2 separate regions of the Homo sapiens genome follow, and region 1 is linked to region 2. Evidence: read pairs that join two places in POLR2A ChIA-PET (ENCODE). Cell type or tissue: HepG2. All regions are shown on one strand. Each heading gives the region's core, and the rest is flanking DNA. Links, peaks and the distances in the headings are about the cores only. Region 1 overlaps KRT39 (keratin 39). Region 2 overlaps LOC105371777 (a long non-coding RNA gene).

Evidence for each region. Peaks named below come from ENCODE experiments on the same cell type or tissue, not always from the same donor. Only the 100,000 strongest peaks of a DNase experiment are listed, where the experiment ranks them.
Region 1: POLR2A ChIA-PET joins it to region 2 with 17 read pairs; 6 of 35 experiments call an interaction of 5 or more read pairs at or near these places.

What each region holds. Positions count from the first base shown.
Region 1 is chr17:40,952,114-40,963,325 of GRCh38, reverse strand. It overlaps KRT39 (keratin 39), which reads left to right. Exons shown (of 7, transcript NM_213656.4): 4 at 763-924; 5 at 1,039-1,164; 6 at 2,825-3,045; 7 at 4,467-4,909. The coding sequence ends at 4,725. The region is part of intron 1 of LOC107985072 (a long non-coding RNA gene); the gene reads right to left. Among named protein-coding and RNA genes, the nearest start is that of KRT39, 9.2 kb to the left of the region's middle. RefSeq lists enhancers at 5,592-6,791, 8,690-9,889. In HepG2, for the core only: no CTCF peak of the experiment used is centred there; DNase peaks (open chromatin) are centred at 5,045, 6,365 and 9,216.
Region 2 is chr17:40,897,544-40,908,755 of GRCh38, reverse strand. All of the region lies in intron 1 of LOC105371777 (a long non-coding RNA gene), which reads right to left. Among named protein-coding and RNA genes, the nearest start is that of KRT20, 18 kb to the right of the region's middle. In HepG2, for the core only: no CTCF peak of the experiment used is centred there; DNase peaks (open chromatin) are centred at 3,975, 4,975, 5,445, 6,585 and 1 weaker place.

The sequences.
Region 1 (11,212 bases), core at 1,494-9,493, 55 kb before region 2:
GATCTTGTGAGAACTCACTCACTATCCTAAGAACAGCATGGGGGACACCACCCCCATGATCCAATCTCCTCCCACTAGGTCCCTCCCTTGACACATGGGAATTATGGGAATTACAATTCGAGATGAGATTTGGGTGGGGACACAGAGCCAAACCACTGCTACGTACTACTCTGGTTTAGCCCTGAAAATACCTACTGCTACTAGCACTGGTTCAAGGTAGTATTTCAAATCCACTGGCTCCAACACAATATCTGGAGCCATAAGGGGAAGAAAGGCCTCCAACATCCCCTCCAGCTTTTCTACAAGAAGGAACCCAATTTTTCTGTCCTTACAGTCTTCCCATGTTTGTAGGCATCCCTATACAGGCTTCTGCCACCTCCCATTGGTACAAGTCAATATTGGTGCAAGTCAATATTGGCACAATCCCGTATTTGCACCATAGAGACTATAATCTCTCATGATCAATTCCACCTTTATCCTGTTTCACCCATTATCCAGCCCTGGAAATGATCTAAATTTTTTGGAACTCTGGTCTTGCTACTCATTTTTTTTTAATTTTGCACACATTTAAACACACAGTCCTACCTGAAAGAGTCTTAAATCATTTTATAGCATCTCAATAACACCTGTAAATCATGTATTCCTTTGTTGTGGGCTATATTTTAGACACAATTAAGCTAAATCGTAGCAGTTAGAGTGAAACAAGAACACAAAGGGGTTATCTGTTCACCAAGTGACTTCACAGTCTTTTTCTTTCCTTAGGAAATCAATTCTTTACAGTGTCAGCTTGGGGAGAGACTTGACATTGAAGTGACTGCTGCCCCTTCTGCTGACCTAAACCAGGTTCTACAAGAAATGAGATGTCAATATGAGCCCATCATGGAGACAAACCGCAAAGATGTGGAACAGTGGTTCAACACGCAGGTGGGGGATATAGAAAAGTCAAAAACAATAAGCTGATGCTGCATTTCTAGGGCCCTTTAATCAAAGTCATGTTTTCCTCCCATAATATTCTCAGTCTCTGGCTGTGTGTTTCAGATAGAGGAGCTGAATCAACAAGTGGTGACCAGCTCTCAACAGCAGCAATGCTGCCAAAAGGAGATCATAGAACTGAGACGCAGTGTGAACACTCTGGAGGTTGAACTGCAGGCCCAGCATCGAATGGTACTGAGCAAGCTGACCAAGCCTAGCTCAGCAAAGATGGAAACAGTCCCTTACACCTGTGTGCTGCAGTATTTCCCAAACTGTGTCTTTCAGAACAATAGTTCCTCATTTGTTAAAGCGTCTATGGCTGAAAAAGAGCTTTGTGGCCAAATAAGTCTACGAAACGCTGCACTAAACCAAGGTTAAACAGGGTGCCTTCCTGTGAGCCATTAATAAGCTAATATACACCATGAATCTCCAGGAAGGGGGTATATGGTATTCAGCATTCCAAAACTTATTTGACTGTGGATCCCCCCACTTTTTTTAGAACATCTCATGGTATTAATGATTCATGAAGTACACTTTGGGAAACACTGGGAGAGCATTTTATTATATGCAAAGCATTTTTACAAGCTATCACATGAGATTTATAAAGCAATCCTAAGAGGGGGGGTGGCATAATTATTAACGAATGTTACAGATGAGGCTCCAAGAGCTAAAGTGATTTTCCCAAGCAAATCCAAGGTAAGTTTCAGCCCACCTATTTTATAGAGACACTGAGATCCTGAGACATTAAGAAACTCATCCAAAGTCACAAAAGAAATAAGAGTCTGAGCCAGAGTTTAGATTCCAAAGCCAGTATCATTCTGTCTCATGATAATGCCTCTCTGAAGTAGAGAATTGCTTACATGCTCTGATGTGAAGGCTTTTGGGAAGACCTTGCCCCACACTGGTTTTGTCACCAGCTAGTCATGTGACCTTGGACAACATATTGAACCACTTGAACCTCAGTTTTCTCATCTATAAAAATTGGGATAATCATGCAAATAATAGGCTATTAAAACCTAAAATCCCATCATTATCCATAGACTTACAGAATGATAGAGCAGGAATGAAATTTACTCATCAGTTTCAACTTTCATATTTTACATATAAAGGAATTGATCTGGTGGATAAATTGTATATGGTAAAACATTGCTTCCTTCCTTTTTTAAGACACGAACACTCACTGAATGAAGTGCCATGGTAATGCTTTTTTTTTTTTTTCTTTTTGAGATGGAGTCTCACTCTGTCGCCCAGACTGGACAGCAGTGGCACGATCTCGGGTCACTGCAACCTCCACCTCCCGGGTTCAAGCAATTCTCTGCCTTAGCCTCCCAAGTAGCTGGGATTACAGGTGCCCACCAGAACACCCAGCTAATTTTTTGTATTTTTAGTAGAGACGGGGTTTCACCATCTTGGCCAGGCTGGTCTTGAACTCCTGACCTTGTGATCCACCCACCTGGGCCTCCCAAAGTGCTGGGATTATAGGCGTGAGCCACTGCGCCCAGCCAGTAATGCATTTTTAATGCCTGGGTGTGCATTAAGTTATTATTTTTTCTCTCCTAAGTAGGAAAGTGTGGTGCGAGACTATTGGTTGGTCAAGAAAGAGAAAGTGAAACAAATACTTACAGAGAAGCAAAAAGAGAAAGAGAGAAAGAGGGAAGAGATAAAGGAAAGCAGATTTTAGCATAGTTGATCATTTGGGTTTTGGATTTATTTGATTAGGAAACAATAAATAAAGTGCTTGGAGATCTATCAGTAGTGTCACAAAGAAACCATTTTTTTTAAATGATACAGGTCACAGGTGACCTGGGCTTAAAGGAGTCATTATAAATCCTACTATCCTTCTCCATGGTAGAGAGATTCCCAAGAGTGCATCCTAACGGAGACAGAGGCTCGCTACACGGCCTTGCTGACCCAGATCCAGAGTCTGATTGATAACCTGGAAGCTCAGCTGGCAGAGATCCGGTGTGCCCTGGAAAGACAGAACCAAGAATACGAGATCCTGCTGGACGTCAAGTCCCGGCTGGAATGTGAGATTACCACATACCGCAGCCTTCTGGAGAGCTCGGATGGCAAGTATGTAAAATAACAGCAACTTCTATGACAAAAAAGTGTAAATGAACGCAGATATATGTACTGCCACTGGCAACAGGGGTCAAGTGCTTTGTTTGACCTTCTTGCCAGTGATGGGGAGCTTGGACAGAGGCATCCACACACCCTCTCAAGCTGTGCCATGAGGAAGACTTGCAATTGTAACCTTATCCAAATTTGAGGCATTGGCTGACCTGAGCTGTTCTGAAGAGCCCATGGGCCAGGTTAATTTCTTATAGGTTGCTTACCTTCTTAGAGTTTTAAAAATTACTAGAGAAAAAATTATTTCCCCATAGATGAATATTCCTGGTGACCATTACAGATGTTTCCCCACTGAGATGAACGTCTGATTTTCATGAGCTTGTACAAAACAACCCAGGCTCCTTTGGAGGAACATTCTGCTCAGGCTGAAACCCCTAACCCTATCTAGCCACTAGTCCTTGAGGCCAACAGAAGCATGTACACATGTATGTTTTAGCATCTTTTTTAAAAAATAAAAGTTATAATTTTTGTAAGCAATAAGAAGCTAACCAACCCATAAGTAAACATATATGGAGGATGAGTTCTTTGAAGCAACTCAGTCCAAACTAAAACCCCAGAGACTTAGTTACAATTGCAAAGGAGACCTACTTCCCGAAAATAATCAGTGAACTCTTCACAGCATTCTTTTAATTGGCATGACCACATTATGTGAGCACAATGGTCATCAATGCTGTCACCTTTAGGAGCTGTGATCATATACCAAAATACCTCGAATCATCAAAGAAAGATTATGTTTATAAAAAGAGTGTTTACTATGAACTGCTTTTTACTTCAGTTCTCTAAAAACTATGCATAGACAGCCAGAAGGCACTTTGAAGCTTCCTGATGACACAGTGAGGACTCTTTCATAGCTGGGGTTCAGGCCACCACTATTAGTATGACTAACTCCTCAATGAGAAAAATATCTGGTTAATTTCCATTCCTCGGATAATAATGCCCTCAACTTGTTCCTTATCACTGTTGATCCTGTGGGTTTAGTTTCCATTATATCCATTCTGCAGATGAAAAACTAAAGGTTGAGTGCGTTAAATGACTTAGCTGAGGTCACCAGCTGGTAAAGGACAGAGCTGGTCTCTGCCTCAGTCTTTTGACTGCTAGTGCAGTATTCTTTCCACAATGTGATGGTATTGACTAATGGAAACTTACATAATCGAATACTTCTAAACCTAGGATGCTGATTTCCAATGGATTTAATCTGATTCTTTTTCTTCCAGTAACTACAGTACAAAATAAATGAATAAGCATTTAGAAGTATGTACTTGTCTTGAGCAACACGTGTTAAAAAAATTAGCCACAATCATTTTTCTCCATGACCATCATCGCCTTCCCTCAATCACAGCTAAAATTGTGTTTTTTTTCCTTAGGCGTCCCTGTTACCCACGTGCCACCAAATGTGAGCCTTCCCCTTGGACATCTTGTAAGTCCGGAGCCATAGAAAGCACGGCCCCAGCTTGCACATCCTCATCCCCCTGCAGCTTAAAGGAGCACTGCAGTGCCTGCGGACCCCTGTCCCGGATACTGGTTAAAATTTGCACCATCACCAAGGAGATTAAGGATGGGAAGGTCATTTCTTCTTACGAGCATGTGCAGCCTTGTTTCATCATCAGACCTGCCAAAGTCTAACATCCCAAGGTGATGAAAATGACCCACATTTATGAAACAGAGGCCAATACATGCTCCTGCCAGAGAGGTTTAAGAAAACTCCCCAGTCCCTTAAGGTACTTAGTTTCTTACTACTACAGCGGGTCCCCATTGCTAGGTAGAATATCTTTTATTCTGCTCCTTCCCTAACTCACCACTGCTAACATGATAATAAATTACATTTCTCTGGAAGGATGTTTTGCATTTATCTGAGGGATGGGAACTGATTTGTAAGCACCCAGGAAGATGGCCTACATTGCTTGACTACCCAGGTGATTGATGGGCAGGTCTCTCTCTTGTTTACTCAGGCCTTGTTTACCGACATTCCTCCTTAGAGCCAGTCAGACAAGTTTAGGGTTGTTTTTGGCCACCGGCACCTGAAGGTGAAAAGCTACAACCTTCCCTTCTAAATGTCTTTGGATACAGAAAGAAACATATATGGGAACAGTATAAATAGGGGAAAAGATCTTTAATATTTAATTCACTTGTGTAGATAGTCACGAGTATGGATCCTATTAAACTCTGCTGTCTTAATTATGATTTATCTATACTAACATACTTTACCTTTCCAAAGATATTTTTTTAAATGTCCATGGTCTCCAAAACTTTGTGACCTATTAGGCTCTCCAAATATTTTATTTGAGAATCAGATAAGTTGTGGGGAGTGAATCTAGAACACTTTGAAGAAATAGCATGGGTCTTTTCATTAAACATTTGCTATTTCTCTTTCTATTCTTTAGGGAATGGGAGTTTGTTCTGATTGTTTGACAAGGAACATTTAGCTGGAATTCTCAAGAAATAACCCTTCTTCCCCTCCCTGTGAAGAGTGACAAAGAAAAACATAGCTTAGATTCCTGCTTCAATCTATCCATCAGAGTAAATGGACATAATATCCACACATTTTGCAGAAAAGCAATAGTGAATAATTGCTGCTTGTAAGTGCAAGGCAGTCCCAATGTGAGAAGGCATCATTTATATACCAGCCATCATCACAGCTTCTTACAGGATAGTCTCAGAATATGTAAGTCATTCCTGACAATAATCATTGGACATTGCCAGAGGTTTTAAGAAATAATTCAAAATCAAACACAGATGGGTAGTCAAAAGGCCTGAAGTCCTACACCTGCATTTCCCAGCTGTGACCTTGGGGAAAACATTTAGACTTCATCAAATTTAATTTCTGTGTTTGTTAAATGAGGATCATGCCTACTTCACAGGGTTGTTGTGATGATCAAATGAAATTGTTTATGTGACACTGCTTTGAATGCTGAAAAGCACCACCCAATGTAATTTTTATGTAAGTTTTGCTTTTAGCTACAGCCCTAGACCTATTTTTGTAATTATCTCATTTTAAAATTCTTTCTTCATGAATTTAGTTATCCAGTCATGATTTTGGAGTTTTAATAGTGTTTAACTTTTAGGAGAAAAAAAAACATGATTTCCTGTGATCAGGCCCACAATTCTACTCAATAAAGCATTTTTCAGTTCTTAGGGTATGTATCGCATATCAATGAGTCAATAATGCCTGATGCCCACATCAAAGACACATGCATTGTGTAACTTACAGCTTGATGATTTACTTCCTCCAGACAAGTAGCAACTTACACTAGGCAAGTGGAATGCAGAACTCCCAGAATGACCTCTTTTAAATCAATAATTTCTCTCTCATCTGAGTGGGCAGAGTACCTCCGGTCAGTAGTTAACTGCGTACTATCTCAGGCTGCAGGATGAAAATGTGGAAAGAGCATGGAACTGGGATTCAGAAACCTTGGGACGGAGTCTCAATCCAGCCTGGGCATGTATGACCTCGAGTAAATAGGATATAACAATATAAGCCCTGCCTACCACACGGCTGCAAGGATAAAATGGAATAATAATGGTGAAAGGGTCTCATAAACTGTAAGGTGCTTTGCAGAAGGGCATTCCTATTCCCTATATTTAAACCTAGACACATGTCGTTTCCATCAATACCTTCTTCCTTTCTTTCTGGTTCAGTGCTGGGCCCAGGTGGACCTTGATATATATCATCCACACTAAAATCTGCTCCGAGCTACAAAATTAGGGTTGAGGAATCTCACTGGACTCAAGCTAAGATTGAACTGATGCAGCAGTGCCATTTTCAGTTTATCCTAGAAGTAGGATGCCTTCCTCCTATGGAGAGCAAAATATCCCCCATGCCATTCATGGTTTTAAAAAATATATGATTATAAGCTGCACAGTAAAGAGGGGAGTTAGCCACTCGAAGGCTTGCAGTTTTGTTTTTTTTTTTAAGTGTCTTCTTCGTATAAGAGAATGTAAAACCATTTGCTGGTTGTATGCATGTGGTCAAAACTTTTAAAGGCAATAAGGAGACTGGATTTTTACTAGGAGGCTAAATAAGTATCCTACACAGCCACAGGAGGAAATTTAAGGTTTTATGACAGTTCAGCATAAGTCAGCAGCTAGAGCAGAAAAGGGGCTCGTGGGGAGGGAAAGTGTAATTTTAGCACAGTTCGAAAGACAACCATGAATCAGGAAACACAGCATGGTGTCCAGAGCCTGAGGTCAAATCCTATATCTCTGCTTCTCACTCTGAGGGTCCATAATTATATTTCTTAAAAAGGGAGATATTTTAGATATATTTTTTCTAGATTTTTTTCCTTTCTTCTTGTTGACTCCACTTCATGTCATAGCTAGTTTAAACTCTTCCAAACACAGAGGTAAGTAACCACGCTTCCCCCTTTCTCCTTGCCTCTCACCCCTTAACTGTCCCCCATCACCTGCCCCCATCACACAGCCCACACCCTTTGCATCCTTACTTCCCAGAGCCAATTCCAGCAATTGCTGATCAGAAGAGACTACCCAGAAACTTTTCCTCCAGAGTTCAGTTAGTGGTAACCCCTTACCTGACGTCCCGCCAAAACTTCTCCAGTGTGACCCAGAAGCCACCTGCAATTGCATTAATAGGGGAGTCTGTATCATTCAGATTCCTGGGCCTTACCCCAGACCTCCTGTATCTGCATCTCCAGCTGTGGGACCTGGGAATCCAAATTTTAACAAAAGTCTCAGCTGAAGTGTGTGCACTGAATTAAAAGCCACTGCTTTATCACTGATGGGGGCTTTTGGCTTAAAGATCTGAATGACTTGATGACTTATTTGAGGCTTTTAGATTTGGGCATAGCTTGATAGACAACCACACATGCAGATTCCCCCCTCCTTCGTGTCTATTCGCCTGTTTATAAAATGGAGTTAATCAATAATGACCAATAATTTAATAAATATCATCAACTCATTTAATCCTCACAACCCCATCATGAAGTAGATATTATTAATAGCCCCATTTCACAGATGAGGAAACTGCTGGGCAGAAAATTTAACTGACTCATCCATGCCGCACAATAATGGGATTGAATTATCAGTACTTTTATTTCCTTAGAAAGGTCAAATAGCACCTGATACAAGAACAGAAATAATCTGTAGTAGCAACAGCTTGCTTTTCAACTCTTCAAAGCACCCTTCTCCAGCTCATCACAGCTTCCAGTGAGAATCATCCAAGGAGTCTTTATCCCTCATCCAGAAATGCAGAGAATATGTGGATTTTTGAATGCGGAAGGTATTGGATGGCAGCTAATAGCATTTTTAATGTGAGAGATGGAGAATCTGGGGCACAGAAAGAACAGTAACTGGTCCATGGTACGTGGGTCGAAAAGAGGACCAGTGCTCTTTCTTCTGCTCCTCACTCTCCTTGTTCCCCGTCTTCTGCTCCTCACTCTCCTCGTTCCCAGGCACATCTGTAGTGAACAGGTGTGGACTGAGGCCTAATGTGAAGAACACTGGACCCCAAGACAGTGACCTCAGGCTCTAACTCTCAGAAGTACCATTTGGCTTCTCTGTGCTTAGACTCTGGGCAGTCACCATGGACTCTTCAAAGCTTACGTCCTTAGTTTCTCTTACAAGCTCTGACATTACTTATCATGTCTAGCTTTCTACCTCTGTAAATAAGAACTGACACCAAAAAAAGTCTTCCAACCCCCCCCACCCCACTTTGCCAGTGTCTTTTAAAGGCAATTGGATGGTATCAGTGAGATCTTCATGTCTTTAGAAGATAATGACTCTATGTTGTTATTAATTCCCATAATTTCCATTTTTCAAACAATGAAGAAAAGTATCTTACTCTAGACAGAAACGGATCCCTTACCTGAGTAAGTTTATCCTATTTCTGTCCATTTTGATTTAAAATTAAAGTTTTTATAATGAAAACACATTTTAAAAGCAAACATCCACTTTAAATGAGAGAAGGGGGGAAACATTAAAATTCAAGAGAAAAGGAAAGTGTCCCCAAAGAGAAGAGAATAGGTCATTATTAGGTTAGGAAGAATTTCTAGGCTGAGGCAATCAGCATCCGTGACACAGACTTGGGTTAGTCTCAGGGCAAGCAAACCTTGAATACATTGTTTCAACACTGTGATCAAATGTCTTTTATAGGAAATGAATCCTCTGGGTATTGGGCTGGCTAGAAATATCTGATCAGTGTGTTCATGAATGATTCACAAGTTTCATGGGAACAACCCACGCACCCAGTTCAAATGGGAACAACCCTGTTTGGCAACATTGAAAGGTTTGCTGTAATTATCCTTTCAGGTTAAACATCATATTTGGAGAGCTTTCCTAGGTGATGCTTTTGAGCCACAGGCTACCACTTACATGCACATGGGAAAAAATGTATATCAATGTTTCTAAACATCTTAAGAAGGCATCACAATAGCAAAATTTCTGAATATGTTTTCTTGATCCTCTCTCTCTCTCTCTCTCTCTCTCTCTTTCTCTCTCTCACCCCCCCCCCTCTTTCTCTCTCTCTGGAACAACCCAATAGTCAAGGCGGACATACTAGTCGTACCTGGAGAAAACATCTCAGACAGTAAGATCTCTTACTTTTTTCAGGAGGAGAGCAAGTTTGGGACTCCTTTCTCTTTTTCCTTCTCCAAAAACAAACAAACAAAAAAAACAGAAACAAAAAAGAATCAAAAAGGCCTTTCTGCTAATCCAGAAGCAAAAATTTCCGATATTACAGCTCGTTATGGAGGGCCACTGGGCACGCTAGTGCTCAAGAGTTTCCTGGAAAGGGTTGTATCCACCCATTTGGTATCTGTGGCCCTTAAAGAAACTGCCTAACTCTACTGACCCAGAAGACCTAGAGAGAGACCATGCTTTGGGCTGAACATCTCTAAACATGGGTAGCTGGTCATAAAGAACTACCCATCAACTGTATGTAAGAGTAAAAAGGTCTTCTCTCTGCACTTCTGTGGAGGATAAATGTCTGTCAGCTCATTTTCCATTGACCGGAAAAAAATAACTGTGTTCTCTTCCTTCACTGCCACTTTCTAAGAAACACCCCCTTCCCCACTCCCAGCATAGACTCTGGTTGCAGGGAGAAGTCTCACAGTGGAAGGTAAATAAAATTACTACCCATGTAAGAGGACTCTGTTAAGTTCAGTGGGGAAAGGAGACTAGGATGAAATCTCAGAACAAGCACCCTTTTAAAGGTATTAGAAAAACCTAGAAAAGAACTTTGGCCACCTTTGTTTAAAAAGCAGAATCATGTACTGATTAATAACACATACTTGAATCTAGACCAGCTGGGTCTCTGATTCCCAGCCCTGCCACATACCATGAGATCTTGGGCAAGTTACTTAATCTCTCTATTTCCTCATCTTTAAAATGGGGCTATTAATAGCATCTACTTCATAGGGCTGAGATGACATCATTAATTAATGCATGCAAAGCTCCTAGAGCATGCCTGGCACCCAGTAACCTTGTTAGTAGGATTGCATTATACTGCTTCGTGAAGCTTACTTCAGTTGGCAAAACAATCACATGAGAGCTAATGAATTATTTCACTTGAGCCAAATGACAATGGCATAGTCATGCAAAGCCATTCTGATAACTAATGAAAGTGCTATATTAAGGATAGAACCTTTCTTTTTAAAAGAAAGCTGAGTCACACCTGACCCAAAGTAAAAACCACATAAAGGTCCAACTCTTCTGTTTTCCAGAATGTTAGGGAGCTCAGTTGTAAAGGACCTCTCCATCATGTATCAACCTTCACAATCTTTGCGGCCAGTAGGAAGAAGATAGCCCTGGAGGAGAAGGGAGAACAGTTTGAAGTCATCCCTGTAACAGGATCACTTTTGTGGACAACTGAAATGACAGGGCAATTCAGAGAGGACTGATGGCCCTTCTCCTAGTACAATATCTGTTACCCTTGTCTCTTGTGGCCCTGATGTTTCCTGGAGTCAGGTTATGGTGTCAATGGAGAAAACAGCTGGAAGGCTTCTCCACCGCCAACACATAATAAAAGTAATCACAGATGCACAGAAGCCACAGTGTCTCCTAGGGCCAAAAAGTAGAAAGAGTAATGCTTCTTTCATTCAATTAAAAACTGATTAAATATTATGCCTCTAGACATTGTGCTACATGCTTTACATGAATT
Region 2 (11,212 bases), core at 1,842-9,841:
CAGTGTCCCAATAAAGAAGCTTCAGGAAAGGGGAAATGTTAAAATCGTGATCCTGTCATTGCCTCACTCTCTGAGGCTCTAAGAACAGGAATGTTTGCTAATAGATGGAGGAAAGGCCCTGTTGACTGTAACTGTGGGACTGCATGGGGATTATGCTACACAGAGCAGTGGAAGTTGAGGACTGAGGCTGGGATAGATGCAGACTGTGTCAAAAAAAACAAAAAAAAAACAAGCATTAAGAGGTCAGGGACTTCTGACTTGAAATCACAAGGGTCTGAGAAGCAAAAACATTTTAAAAGGTAAGAATACTAAGCAAATTAACATGTGGACTGGTGCATGTATCTAAATTTTGCAATAAAATCAATGTGAACCTGGGTTTCATGACCACAGTGGCCCAAATAATAAGCCCTTCTGTTGGCCCATTTTTCAGAGGAGTGTCACCCACACACACATGAGTTATAGGAAGAGTCTGAAGTCAAATAACAATTAAAGAAAAAGGGTAGGACAGCAACTCAGTCCCACAATTGTCTTTTTAAAATTAGGCAGAAATTTAAAAGCAAATTCTAAGTAGACTAATTTGAAGGATAAAGCGAGGAGAAAGTATGGGTGCCCATACCCTGAGCTCATCAAATACTTTGATCTATTTCTTAAAATGCCCATGAGGACTTAAGGCAATGGACTCTAACTTAAAAACACAAAGAACTATGGCATCTGATTTTTCAGACTTGAAAACACTGTGACCCAATTCCATCCTCCAGGATATGAACACAGCACGCTTTATAATTCAGTAATAGCCTGAATTATATCCTTAGCCTACAACATTACGTCTCCCAGGAGATTCCAATATGCAGTTTAAGGATGAGGACCACTGGCTGAAAGGTTTCTTTTGAATCTAATTATAATTCAATATAAAACTGGGGATAGAGGCTGGGCACAGTGGCTCACACCTGTAATCCCAGCACTTTGGGAGGCTGAGGCGGGCAGGTCACGATGTCAGGAGATCGAGACCATCCTGGCTAACACGGTGAAACCCCATCTCTACTAAAAATACAAAAAATTAGCCAGGTCTGGTGGTGGGCGCCTGTAGTCGCAGCTACTCGGGAGGCTGAGGCAGGAGAATGGCGTGAACCCGGGAGGTGGAGCTTGCAGTGAGCCAAGATTGCACCACTGCACTCCAGCCTGGGGGACAAGAGTGAGACTCTGCCTCAAAAAAAAAAAAAAAAAGAAAAGAAAAGAAAAGAAAACTAGGGATGGAAAGAAAGGAATGAAAGAGGGAAGGAAGGAAAACAGGAAAGGAAAGGAAAGAAAAAAGAAAAGAAAAGGGAAGGGAGACAGAGAGGGAGGGGGGAAGGAAGAATAAAGAAAGAGAGAGAGAGAAAGAAAGAAAGAGAAAGGCAAGCAGGGAGGGAGGGAGGGAGGGAGGAAGGAAGGAAGGAAGGAAGGAAGGAAGGAAGGAAGGAAGGAAGGAAGGAAAGGAGGGAGGGAGGGAAGGAGCTCTACAGCCACACAGCATATCCATCCGTTACAGGAGCAAATAAGAAAGTCAATCTTCCAGCAGAGGAAGCCAGAGCTAAATAAACACTTTAAATGTCATGAAATAAGACTTCAGAGCCCAAATGTTCCATTTTCTATTCAATAATACTATTTCCTTAAAGGTCTTGGTAACAGAGTTACCCCACGTATCTTGACCCCATATCCTGTGTTCATTCCCAGAACAAAGCTGACATGAATGATTCTTGTATGATCATTTACCAACAGAAACATGCAATCAAATTTCTTATTTTAATTAAGAAACATGGCACAATACATTTTAATTGGTAGTAGACACCATAAAAACAAGAAGGATTAAAAACACAAAGAAATGTCTTCCTCTTTAAAACAGATAATTTGGACTCCTCCTGTTCATCCATGCATTCACTTAATAACCATGGACAGCGTGCTTTCTATGTTAGATGCTGTATCCCCTAACACCCCTTTATAGCTCTTCATTGAGGTCTAGATATTTTGGCCCATGCTTCGGATGCAGCATTTCATGGGACACCCTGATGGATCTCCTGTGCTGTGCTTCCTTCTGTGGCTGTGGGTGCCACGCTGGAGCAATGCTTAGGAGGAGCGGAGTATTTCCAGGTGAGCCCCTACACTCACTGCACCTCCCATGCTCACTCTTCAACACACATTTGTTGGTAAAGGTCCAGTCCTCAAGCTTCAAGGTTTAGAAATTTTATTTTACCAAGGTTGGTCAGGAGCTAAGGGAATGGAGCCAGCTAAACCCAAGGAACAAGAAGCCCCCGTTCATTTACAATGGAAGTTGTCTTGCTGTTGTTTTGCCATTATACCATGAACCTGTCTTGGAATCAATGTGCCTGCACACTGAATTAGGTATCAGAAAATTGGTGATCATGGAATAAGGTAAAGGATTGAAAGGCATTTTTCTTAGGAACGCTTTTATACTGTTGGTGGGAGTGTAAATTAGTTCAACCATTGTGGAAGACAGTGTGGCGATTCCTCAAAGATCTACAACCAGAAATACCATTTGACTCAGCAATCCCATTACTAGGTATATACTCAAAGGATTATAAATCATTCTGCTATAAAGACATATGCAGACATATGTTTATTGCAGCACTGTTCACAATAACAAAGACTTGGAACCAACCCAATTGCCCATCAATGATAGACCAGATAAAGAAAATGTGGCACAGATACACAATGGAATACTATGCCGTCATAAAAAAGGATGAGTTCATGTCCTTTGCAGGGACATAGATGATGCTGGAAAGCATCATTCTCAGCAAACTAACACAAGGACAGAAAACCAGACACCGTGTGTTCTCTCTCATAAGTTGGGGTTGAACAGTGAGAACACATGGACACGGGGGGTGGGAGGCGCATCACATACTGGGGACTGTCGGGGCGTGGAGGGCTGTGGGAGGAGAGCATTAGGACAAATATCTAATGTAGATGACAGGCTGATGCGTGCAGCAAACCACCATGGCGCATCAATACCTATGTAACAAACCTGGATGTTCTGCACCTGTACCCCAGAACTTAAAGTATAATATAAAAAATAGAAAGACATTTTTCTATGGAATGTGAAGGCTACTTCAGTACCAAATAACAGTCTCTTGTGATGAGAGCACCATGTCTGCCAGGCGGCATCTGTTGCACAGCACTCTGCTGTGTCTTCCAGCCTCTGCCTCGTTCCCACTTCAGCCGGGCGTTCCTGCTTACATCTGTGGCAAGCTCTCAGCTAGCTTCTCCTCCCAGACTGAGAATCCTCCTAAACTGCACCTCTTGCCATTTACCCTCTAGGGGACAATAGACTTCTTCATCTTGTACCTGGGTGATACCAGGCTCTCAGAATTCCTAGGGATCAGAGGGGTGGGTAGAAGGACAGGTGGATCAGGTAGATGCATGAAGAGAGGCAACGCCAGTTACTCAGACTCTGCCTGGGCTACCAGAGTCCTGAGCTTCTTGCCCCCATTCGGGAGGTGTTAGGGGTCTCACTCCGAATCATTACTAGTTTGTTCTTTAGCTTTTATTTCCATTTCTTCCGTGTGTGTGTGTGTGTGTGTGTGTGTGTGCTGCCACTGATACTACTTTTCCCTCTCAGCGATTAAAAGAAAAAAAGATACATTTGAAAAAGTGGTGTATTATCTATTCTGTTAATATGATGTCAGTATTTATGAGGTGTGGTCTTTGTGCCTCTTTTTAAAGATATAAGGAATTACTCCATCGCCAAAGTTCGGTGGCTTCTCATATCACAGAGTAAAAGGCAGGTTCCTTGCTGGATGATGGCATCCACATCCCTCACCATTCACCTCCGAATTGCTGAGGTCCTTTCCACCACCCTCCCTTCCATCCCTGAGCACCCCCACATCCCCACTGCTCCACCCACACTCACACCTAAACTGCTATAGACCTTTGCACCTGAGCTGCCATATGGCTCTTTTCTTCCTGCTGTCATTCAAATACCACTCTCACAGGGAGGCCCATTCTCATCTCTCTACACACAAGGGCAACTTTCCCAGCCCTCCCCACCCTTCCTTTTTCTCCTCTGACCTACTCCCTTCACCTCTAGCTCCCACCCCTGAATCTAAGTTCCGCCAGGGCAGAAACGTTTGTGTTTTTTTAACTACTGTATCCCCAGCATCTGCAACAAAACCTTGCACACACTGATATTCACACAGACTTGTGAATTCATGAATGAATGCGTGAGTGAATGAATGAATACATCATATACTATACAAGGTTCATAGTAAAAAATAGCAGCCCCTGGTGTCCCCACTCCTGAATGTTTCTCTCTGAAATCTTTTAGCTATTGTTTCTGGTATTAACCTGCATATCTCTAAGGAATATGCTTACACTGCTATTTCTTGTTTTATCAACTTAAGACGTTAAAGACCGGGCACGGTGGCTCACGCCTGTAATCCCAGCACTTTGGGAGGCCGAGGTGGGCGGATCACGAGGTCAGGAGTTGGAGACCATCCTGGCTAACACGGTGAAGCCCCGTCTCTACTAAATATACAAAAAAAAATTAGCCGGGCGAGGTGATGGGCACCTGTAGTCCCAGCTACTCGGGAGGCTGAGGCAGGAGAATGGCGTGAACCCAGGAGGTGGAGCTTGCAGTGAGCCGAGATCACGCCACCGCACTCCAGCCTGGGCGACAGAGCGAGACTCCGTCTCAAAAAAAAAAAAAAAAAAAAAAAGAAGACATTAAAGACCTAAATCCCCATTGTAGAAGATGGCATCACAGGATTCTTACACCATCTCACACCTCCGGTTGCCATTTCTCTACCTTTCCAGTGTGATTACATCACATTGTCTTATAATTTACATATATATTATCTGTATGGGGTTTATATCCCTTTGCTAGAATGAAGCCTTGTCAGCAGGAATTTGTGTTTGTCTTGCTCACGGAAGTATCCTCATGGCCTAGAACAGTGCCAGGCCCTCAGCAGGTACTGAGTAAATATTTGTGGAGTGAATGGATGAATTCTGAGATTTATGGGCTGTGACTTATCCACCAGTTACTCATCGCTGCACTTTAGGGATGCGTGGGCCACCTCCATGTCCCTGTGCTTTTCCAGCTTGGACTCTCCCTCAAACTCTGCACTTTCAGGAAAACTTCAATGACTCCCTCCCACCCAGCTTTACTTGGGGATCCTTCCTCTATATCCACAAATCTTTTCGTGAACATTATATATAATTCCCGATTAGTCACCGTCTCCGGCTAGGCTGCCGCCTCCTCGGAATCATGGACTGTGTCTTGATTTCTGAACCCTATTGGCTATCACAGCATCCCACCTATTGTAATTGATTCTCAAGCAGCTATGAATGAAGGACACACAGTCCCTGCTTGCCACTTGGAGGCAAGAAAGAAACGACATCTTCCTGTTCCTGGTGAGCCCTAGGGTGAGTCACTTCACCATTTACAGAGATAACATGTGGCTCGATTGCTTCTTCTTTCACTCTTCACTTCCCCAGGTTAATAATTGCCAGATCATGTCATACTCTTTATTTTTTCAACCATTTCACTTCTTGCCATCCCTTTCCATGTCCAAATCTCCCTCAGAAATAAAAATAAATTTCAAATTAGTCAGAGCATCGTGACTTCTTTCAAAGTTAGAATTACTGCCTTATGAAACATGTGATTCAATGTGGGGCTCCGCTTGACAAGATCAAGCATTCTAAACTAAAATGTACAACCAGTGGAAATATCTTCCTGCTCCTCGACTACTGATACTTTACAGCCATGGTTCTCCAACTTTACCATGCATCCGAAGCACTGGAAAGACTTGCTAAGATGGAGCCACAGATTGTGGGGTCCCACTCCCAGAGTTTCTGAGCCAGATAATCAGAGTCTGGGAATTTGCACTGCCACAAGCTCCTGGGTGCTGCTGATGCTGCCAGTCTGAAGCCCACACTTTGAGAACCCTCGCTTTCCCATAATGCTTCAAGAAGTCTTAGGCACTAAGTTGATGCACCTGTGAAGGGGTTAGATTTCCCTCCTCCCTTCCCACCACCGCCAAGATAAGTAGTTGCTGAGTGCAACATTACAGCACTTCTTAAACTCTAATAGGCACACAGATCACCTGTAGATCTTGATAAAATACAGATCCTTATTCAGCAGGTCAGTGGTGGCGATGGGTGTGGGGTGTGGGGGTGGCCTGAGATCTGTAATCAGCCCCCAGGTGAAGCCAATGTGGCTGACTCTCCGCCTAAACTCTGAGCTGCAGGCATTACAAATTATACCAAGTCCATTAGTATTAAAAGAAAGTGACTTTCTTAGGTCTCAAAGCTTTGAGTAGTTTTTGATTTGATTCAGGCATTTGATTCAGGTCTGAGCTCTGAAACTACTAATATACTTTCTTTTTTCCTCATGAGTCATCTTGAGAATATACTTTTATTCTTTGTTTAACATTTTTACAACATAGAAACAAGTTAACATTTTTAACTTTCACCCATATAAAACTTCCAACATGAATGGGCCCAGCTGACTCATTGTCACTGCCCAGAGATCTCTGAGCTCTATTCAAACACTGCAGATAATTGTAAACCTGGAGACAAGGTTGGGAGGGTGGGGCTGTTTATCCTTGTTGATTGAGAAACCTACTCTTTGTCCTGTGCTGGTGTTTTGTTACATAGTTACAGCACTTAGCCTTTCATTGAAATCCTGCCTCAGAACACCATTATCTAATGCATTATTGATCTCGATTCTCCCAAAGGCCTGTGTTATCTCTTTTTTATTTCTTAAGCTATAAAGAGATTGTGGTGATGGGGAAGTGAAAGAGAAAACACCTCCCAAACCTACCTGATCCAGCTGATCCGGGACATATCCCTTTTTTTTTTTTTTTTTTGAGATGGAGTCTCTCCCTGTTGCCCAGGCTGGAGTGCAGTGGCTTGATCTTCGCTCACAGCAACCTCCACCTCAAGCAATTCTCCTACCTCAGCCTTCCAAGTAGTTGGGAATACAGGCACGTGCTACCACATTTGGCTAATTTTTGTATTTTTAGTAGAGATGGGGTTTCACCATGTTGGTCAGGCTGATCTCGAACTCCTGACCTCGTGATCCGCCCGCCTCAGCCTCCGAAAGTGCTGGGATTACAGGCGTGAGCCACCGTACCTGGCCCAGCACATATCCTTTATATCATAATGTTGTGAACACATATATACATACATATGTGTATATATACACCCACCACATATATAATATATACCCACACATACATACACACACATAAAGAGAAAATGCCTCCCAAAACCTACCTAATCCAGTGTGACTCTTACACCTGCAGGTGGATAGTAAGTGGACATTTAGGGGAGGCAGGACAAGCTACATAATTTTCAGGGCTCGGTATAAAGCAGGCATGCCGGACCCAATTGTCAAGAATTTCAACACTGCAACAGCAGAGCATTAATCCAAGTGCCAGGCCCTTCCAAGCTCACGTGCTCATGAGGCTAACCCTAGGGGAAGAACTCTGACATAACGAAAACCCCATGAATTTGGAAGCTCTCACTCTCTTCCCTTCTTCACTCCTTTCTCCCTTTCAAAACATATGTCAGAAAAGAAGAGCTCCAATGACAATGGTGATGTCATTTGTTCTGTGGTTGAATAAACACTCGTATCTCATCTTTGTCCTGTCTCTCCTTCATTTTCTGCCAAATAGCTCAACCTTCCGACTAAGAAAAACCCAACTAGATCCCACTGGTTCCAACAAGGGCTAAACTGAACTCTACCTTTGGTCCGACTATGATAAGATGGTTTACCTAATCTATGATGAGGAAATGTACTGCACAAATATGACTAGAAGGGAGGGTGTGCAGTTTCCTCAAATGAGATTTTCAAGTCATCAGACAGCCCCTCTCAAACTCTGAGGGCTCACCATGGATCTTGTTACAATGCAAATTCCAATTTAGGAGGAGTGGAAGGGACAGAGGGCATATCTACACTGTGAAACTGTGAGGCCAAGGACCATACTTTGAGTAGCAGAGCTCTAGAACTACCCTGTCCCTTAAGGTAGACACTAACCACAGGTACCTATTGAGTCCTCGAAATGTGGCTTGTCTAAATAGAGATATACTCTGAGTGTAAAATGCACACCACTTTTCAAAGATGTAATTCAAAAAATAAAATAAATATCCCATTAAGAATTGTATATTGAGTCTATGTTTTGGATATATTGGGTTAAACAAAGGATATTATTAAAATTAATTTCACCTGTTTCTACTTTTTTAATTTGGCTAGTAGAAAATTTAAAATTACCTATGTGGCTCAGTACTGGACAGCACTCTTCTAGGAGGTCAGGTGGAGCTTGAGTTATCCATCCTCTCCATTTCAATATGAACTCCTTGGGGCAAAAGCACGGAACCAGCCCCGGACATCACCCAGGGAGGTGAGTTCATCTCTTATGGTCTCATCCATCAGGTTTTCTTCTCTGGCTCTCACCACCCCAATACAGACACACACACACAAACACACACACACACACACACACACACACACACAGAGGAGTGGGAAAGACTGGAAGACAGGACCTTGTCTTATCCATCTTTCTGTCCTCAATGCCCAGTACACAGTCTATTATCTTAAGTAATCCATAAATATCTGAGATGTGGATCCTCTATGTAAATCATTCATGGCTCCTCCCACTTATACTTCTGGGTCACTGTAAATGTTTGAAAGTAGTCATGTGTTTTCTCAATTATATTTTCCTCCGGGTTGTCCTTCAGCTTACCTTGTACTAGCTGCACAGGCTCAGTGAGCATCCATGACACAATGCTACTAGCTCAGTGCATACTGAAGGGTAAATGTTAGTGGCCTTTTCCTTGCCACCACCACCAAGTTTACAATTACAGTACTTCTACTATGATCACGGCTGCCACTAAGAAGCTACACCTCACTGGGTGCTTCCTACATGCCAGGTGCTGTACCTGCACTTCAGATATGGCATTTCATTTAATCCTCACACCACCACCATGCTGGCCATTATTATGGTCTTCCACTTTCCATATGAGGAAAGTGAGGCTCAGAGAGGTTATGAACCATGCCCAAGCAAGTAGCAGAAATAGGATTCAAGTCCAGATCTCTAAAGTCTGTGTTTTCAATCCTGGGTATCTATAACATTAGCAGAGTGCTCAGAATCATCAGTGGAAAAAAGAGGAAAAAGTGAAGTGGGGTGGTTTTGAATAGCACATGAATATGCACACCAGGATGGAGGCATTCTTTCATTTTTTCCTTTGGTCTGTTGTTAAATGTATGTATATCGTATTTCCCAATAAATTAGAAAATGGAAAAAATAAGTCATCAACCTTTTTTCTCTAAATCAAGGAACATAGAAATCTGACATATCCTTTACATCAGAATGTTGTGAACACATATATACATATATATGTGTATATATACATACACTGCATATAGGTAATATATACCCACACATACATACACACACATAAATTGTAACCAGACGCACATGGTAGTAAAATGTGTGCTTTTAAAAAGCCACTGGGTACATCTCTAAGAAAGCCTCACATGATGTAGTAACAAAATGAGCCCTGCAGTAGGGAACAAAACGAATTATTGGTATAGATCAATAGTTAATAACGGTTCAGCTACTAACATGGGGCATGTCAGAGTAACACACTGGGCAAATACACTTACAAGGAGAAATACAGAAGAATAATCCAAAATAAATTACCAATGAATTGTTTTATGATAAAAGCATAAGTTTTGGAATGGTCTTTAAAAGACAGATTTAAAATGTTTGAATCAGGCTCGGGTTTGAAGCCTTTTTTTTTTTTTTTTTTCAAATTGACTTTATTCTTTTCTCATTAAAAGAGCTGTTCCAGGCTGGGTGCGGTGGCTCACACCTGCAATTCAGCACTTTGGGAGGCCAAGGCAGGTGGATCACTTGAGGTTAGTTCAAGACCAGCCTGGCCAATATAGTGAAACCCCATCTCTACTAAAAATACAAAATTTAACAGGGCATGGTGGTGCGCACCTGTGATTCCAGCTACTCGGGAGGCTGAGGCAAAAGAATCACTTGAACTTGGGAGGTGGAGGCTGTAGTGAGCCGAGATCACACCGCTGCACTCCAGCCTGGGCAACAAAAGCGAGATTCTGTCTCAAAAAAAAAGAGCTATTCCATCCCAAAAAGGTTTTATGATGATAGTTTTACTTTGGGGATTATTACCTCTGTATATTAATATCTCAGTACAATTTTAAAACACCAATGCTTTAAAATAACACACAAACTACTGTCACCAAACCAAACCAGGTCCGTTTGCCCTCAGGCAAAGTTAAGTCAAGCACCAAAGCACTGGGTTTTGGCAGTGAGAAAGGTTTATTGTGAGTAGACTGACAAGGAAACTGAAGGAAATGCTCAAATCTGTCTCCCTGAGCTTGAGGCTAGGTCAGGTTTCATAACCATAGGGTAATGAGGATGATCTGATCCTGCAATGAGGTGATGCTGGGAGGCATGATCTGACTGGACCCTGCCATGGGGTGTCCGCTTCTTAATTCAGTCCCCACTCCTTAGTCCAAGCACTTAGGTTCCTGCACACTTGGTTCATCTGGGCATGCTCAGGGGGTCCATGGAACTGAAAAACAACTCACAACAACTCACAACTCTGTAACATAAAAGTTGAACCAGATCAGTCTGATGACGTTATGCTACTTACTAAGTCCATGTTGATAAAACTGAAAAAATACGACCTTTAAAATCTTTCTTGTAGTTCTACCAAAAGAGATTTCATTCACATTTCCACATCAAAAATGTTGGTTGGATAATTTCTGGGATACTAAGAAATAAAAAGGCAAAGACAAAATGATCATAATCATTATAACAAACCTCAGTCTTTTTTCTTTTTTTTTTGAGACAGAATTTCGCTCTTCTTGCCCAGGCTGGAGTGCACTGGCGCAATCTTGGCTCACTGCAACCTCTGCCTCCCAAGTTCAAGCGATTCTCCTGCCTCAGCCTCCTGAGTAGCTGGGGTTACAGATGCCCACCATCACACCGAGATAATTTTTGTATTTTTAGTAGAGACCGGGTTTCGCCATGTTGGCCAGGCTGGTCTTGAACTCCTGACCTCAGGTGATTCACCCACCTCAGCCTCCCAAAGTGCTGGGATTACAGGCATGAGCCACTGTGCCAGGCCCAGATCAGTCATTTTAATACGAGATTGTGACCAGCCAGAATAACTGGTTTCCATT